Regions from separate parts of the Mus musculus genome. Here region 1 is linked to region 2. A link is a loop called in an ENCODE intact Hi-C map of the cell type or tissue named here. Cell type or tissue: left cerebral cortex. All regions are shown on one strand.

Region 1 (2,500 bases), 51 kb before region 2:
GAGGAAGCGATGGTAAGTTTTTGAACAGAGAAATTGGAAATTATTTTTTAAATAAGAATTCAGTGTCATCAAGCTCTTTTTATCCTCAGGGGAAGGATTTGACAATAAAGAAAAGTACAGTGAGGATAAAGGTCCAGGCTCTTTATCAGATGTTATAGAGAGATCAGATCCAAAACATTAAGGGAAGGATTTACCTGAGGTGGTAAACGTGTGTGTGTGTGTGTGTGTGTGTGTGTGTGTGTGTGTGTGCATGTGTACATATGTGTATGTGTGTGTATATGTGTATGTGTATATGTGTATGTGTGTGTATGTCTATGTATATGTGGGTATGTATGTGTCTATCTCTATGTGTATGTGTGTGTATGTATGTATATGTGTATGTGTGTGTATTGTATGTATGTGTGTGTATGTGTGTCTATGTATATGTGGGTATGTATGTGTCTATCTCTATGTGTATGTGTGTGTATGTATGTATATGTGTATGTGTGTGTATTGTATGTATGTGTGTGTATGTGTGTCTATGTATATGTGGGTATGTATGTGTCTATCTCTATGTGTATGTGTGTGTATGTATGTATATGTGTATGTGTGTGTATTGTATGTATGTGTGTGTATGTGTGTCTATGTATATGTGGGTATGTATGTGTCTATCTCTATGTGTATGTGTGTGTATGTATGTATATGTGTATGTGTGTGTATTGTATGTATGTGTGTGTATGTGTGTCTATGTATATGTGGGTATGTATGTGTCTATCTCTATGTGTGTATGTGTGTATGTATGTATATGTGTGTGTATGTGTATGTATGTGTGTGTGTATGTGTGTGTGTGTGTGTGTGTGTGTGTGATGGAAGTGATAGACGTGTGCATGAGTTCATCACATTGTTGACTGAACATGGTACTTTTGTGTGGTACTCTTTTTAGTAGGAATATCATCTGCCATGTACAGGAATTGGGAACCCAAGTATTTGAGAAGAAGGAAGAAAGGGTATTTTGCTGTGATCCTTAGGGAAACTCGGAGATGGGGCTGCTTAATTGTTGCCAGAACTTAAATATATACAAGCAATGCTTGGGCTGAAGTATAGGAAAGGTTGGCCTGATTCCCGTAGCCTTTCTAGATTACATGATCAGCCCATGGCCACTAGAGGGAAACAGTGTGCCCTGTATTAAAGTGCTTATCAGCCTTGCTACTTTTGTTACTATCTGACACTGACAGATTGATATACTGAGTAGGGAATTTCCTGACATGAGTCAAGACGACTTCTTAAAGAAGAAAAAAAAATCTAACACATCTCTCAAATTTATGCATAGCTTCCAGAGCAGAGAAAGGCTGAGGTACCACCTAATGATGGCTGGCTTTCCCACTAAGTGGGATGTTCTTAAAGTCTCTTCCAAATTGCCTCAAAAATGCTAATGAGTTGGCACTAACAGATCATTTACATAGTCAGAATAGAGCTTTTTGGCTTTGCATTTTTGTCTCAGAATAAAACAGAAATTTCATGGCTCTAGAAATCAGCCTGGTACATAGAACCAGAGCACTGGGAAAATAACTACTAGATGGCCTGAAGCATGTAGCAGCTGAATTCCATTACTCGGCTGCTATTTGCCAAAGGGGTGTGTGTGTGTGTGTGTGTGTGTGTGTGTGTGTCCGTCCTTCAGTAGCTGAGGTAAGAGACTCCAATCTCAATCGACTTCTGAGAATTTTTAGAAATGACGTGATATAAAGGTGAAGTGGCTTGAAGAAATCAGCTGTACCGTAGAGTTCCTCACTAGGACCTTGTTCAGACTGAGAATGGACATCAGTGGGAAGGCACAGAGTGAGCGGCATTTTCCTGCCAGGGCACCACCAGCTTCCAAGACTATCAATAATTTCACAAGAAAACCGGAGTGCACCCAGCAACATCGCTTAACAAATCCACCCCAGGTGGCTCAGTTTCTGTTCTGTGGCTGCAACGAGACACAAAACCCAGGGCGGCTTACACTGTGGGGCTAGGTTTGGAGGGAGAAAGAGGAGAGGGTTAGGTGGGAAATGTTGCCATTGTGTTATAATCTCAAAAAAAAATGTAAAAAGCATTTAATCAAGGACGTCCTTACAACTTCAGCAGGAGAGTCCATGGCCAAGGAAACATGGTAGCAGGTTGCCACTGGAACATTTGCTGAGAGCCTAGTTCTGATTCATAAGAGGCAGGAGGCAGAAGGGGCCTGGCTTGAGCTTCTAAAACTTCAAAGTCAACCTCCCACTAGTGACACATACCTCTTTTAACCAGCCCACACCTCCTAATTTCTCCCAAACAAGTTCACCAGCTGGAGACCAAGCATTTGAACATGTGTATCTATTGGCCATTCTTATTCAAACCACCATAATCAGCAAAGAATAGGAGTAAAAACCAAGCAACATTGAATAGCAGACCCATCCCAGGTCAGCTAGGCAATGGTTGGAACCAAATGTCGTTCCCTGAGTGAAGGCACATCAGCTACGGGCATGAACTGCATCTAGTCCCA
Region 2 (2,500 bases):
CTGTATAGCTCTGGCTGTCCTGGAACTCACTTTGTAGACCAGGCTAGCTTCGAACTCAGAAATCTGCCTGCCTCTGCCTCCAGAGTGCTGGGATTAAAGGTGTGCGCTACCACGCCCGGCTCCCCGAGCCTTTTATTAAGCTGAACAAACATTTTAAATCTGGAGGAAGAAAAATATAGTATGCAAAATATCCTAAACACCACTAAGCATGGGCCTTCTTCTTTGTTGTTAGACTTTCTGATGGTGTTGGTGAGTCAGAATGAACGTTTTCATATTCAAAACGGCAAATACAGGCACATTTCTTAAACAAACCTCAGGATTGTGAGAAATTACCTTCCAGGGTAGAGGATTCCAAGAGTGGAAACATTTTTACATTAAATGATCGTGATTCAAATATTATGATGAATTTTAATTTAGCAGGCAATTAACTCTAATGGAGGAAGCTATCACCTGACAGTGGGTTAACTTGCATTATTCCCTGGTACAGCCACGCTGTTCTTCTTGTGACTAGAAATTCATCCTGCCTCCCCCAGCTAAGGTCAAGGATCCTGTAGGACTTACAGAGGTTCTGGGGCTGGTAGGAAATTGTTTCAGATGCGTGTGCAGCAAGGCTCAGAGCATGGCTTAAAAGTGGAAGATGGCTCTGCTCCTCTCAAATTCTTTCATCTTCCAGAATAGTCACACTCCAGTGAGCGTACCCAAAACTCTTAAAAGTCCAATTAGAAAAATGGTCTTAATTGCCAAGCCAGTGATGTAACAATTATTTGACTCTTGGAGTCGGGGGCTGGGGGGATTGTTATTGTTTAACTGGACTCAAAAGATAAATATTCCGTGCAGATTCCGTAGAAATTTCCTTGGCTGTTTCCTGATCATTAACATGGTTTTTAACTCAGGTTCACAGGGAAGAGCTATTGCATCAATAATCTGCTCTTTTGTTTCATTGTAATGAACTGGTCACACATGCTCACATTATCTCTAATTAAAATTGCGAATTTAAAACAAAGAGTGTGGGAGTGGAAAATAAGACTCTATGGTACCTCTATCTGACCCAAGGCACCACCCGTCCCTATACCCTCTACCATGGAAATACCTCTACCATGTCTGTTTCCCATGGACATGGTATCCTAGAGGCATAAGACTAAGGGAGAAAGTGCACTCTGCGAACTGAGAGAGGATTGAAGGACAAATATGGGGAGACCTATTTTTTTTAAGATCCTGGGAAGCAGAGGGTGACAGCGAAATTGGTGTTAGGCACATTCATAGGGAGGTGCTTCCTGGATCAAAGGTGGAGGATGTGTACGAATGGCTCCCTGAAATCCTAAACCAACCCTTTGGAGGCTTCAAAACGGAAAAGGTTTTAGATAAGGTGTTAGCTGTCCAGTTGTGGGCTGCAGGGGGGTTCTTCTCCCTGACAAGGCTTGGTATGGATCTTGTGCAAGAGCACACTGCCCTCTGCTGGAGAATTCCACAAAGTGGGAGACCCAGACAACTGCATTTCAGCATCCAGTAAGGGCTGCACGGAGAATGTTGAAATCTAAAGCAGAAGGGACCATGCACATTCTACCTCATGAAGGCAGTGCACCCCTCTAGGAAAGGAAGCCTCTTTCAGTGAATAGGCCCTTAGACCTTTGTACAGTGACATCCCCTTGGATGTCTAATGAATGCTGGGTTCCCACCCAACTGCCCAGTATTGAAATCCAACAAAGAAAAAAAAAAATTGAGAAAAGGAAGTGGTACCTAAGTAGTATGTATAAGACAGAATAACAAAGGTCATGGTCAATCAAAAGACTTGTAGAAGCCGAGAGTTGCTGTTGCCAAATTGAATTAAGTGTCTCTGTCGAAAGATTTTTAAAATACTATGAGAATCAAAACAGATGAAAAGCCAAAAATCTAGAAAAGAAACTCTCAGAGAGAAGATGGGAACAACAGAAGGCACTGGGACTGGTAGTGATCCGGGAAGGGGAAGATGCTAAACAATGATGAGGTAGTTATGCTCGGGAAGCCGGGTGTGGCTGTGCAAGCCTTTAATTCCTGCACTTGGGAGACAGAGACAGACAGATCACAGAGTTCAAGGCCAGCCTGGTCCACAGAGTGAGTTTCAGGACAGCCAGGATTATACAGAGAAACCCTGTCCCCAAAACAAGCAAGCAAGCATACAAACAAACAAACAAAAACCCTAATATACGAATAAAACAAGAAAATTTCCTATAACTAGAAGAAATGGGATAGTTTAGATCCTGGATATGAGGAATTAAAAATAAAAAGGACCTTGCTAAGAAATATGCTCAGGATATTTCATAGCGCTTGACATATGCAGATATTCAAAGCCTTCAAAACAATAAAATAAGAAAAAGGGAAGAGGAGACAAAATATCTAAAGCCATCAGAATTAAACTGATGTCAGAATGACTCAGCAGCTACCAAAGGTGAAAAGAAGAGACACCAGCTTGAACTCTGGTGCATTCATGGTACAGATGTCATTGGAGTGGACAACCGCTTTC

Evidence for each region. A loop is a pair of places that touch in the nucleus more often than their neighbours do. Peaks named below come from ENCODE experiments on the same cell type or tissue, not always from the same donor. Only the 100,000 strongest peaks of a DNase experiment are listed, where the experiment ranks them.
Region 1: a loop joins it to region 2, with 5 times the contacts of the local background. A loop is called at or near these places in 17 of 42 quality-filtered maps.

The regions. Positions count from the first base shown.
Region 1 is chr13:109,557,273-109,559,772 of GRCm38, forward strand. The region is part of intron 3 of Pde4d (phosphodiesterase 4D, cAMP specific); the gene reads left to right. Among named protein-coding and RNA genes, the nearest start is that of Gm32703, 120 kb to the left of the region's middle. In left cerebral cortex, a CTCF peak has its summit at 1,145 (motif pointing right); DNase peaks (open chromatin) are centred at 1,291 and 2,178; H3K27ac peaks cover 300 bases.
Region 2 is chr13:109,608,542-109,611,041 of GRCm38, forward strand. All of the region lies in intron 3 of Pde4d (phosphodiesterase 4D, cAMP specific), which reads left to right. Among named protein-coding and RNA genes, the nearest start is that of Gm32703, 170 kb to the left of the region's middle. In left cerebral cortex, a CTCF peak has its summit at 1,453 (motif pointing left); a DNase peak (open chromatin) is centred at 1,461.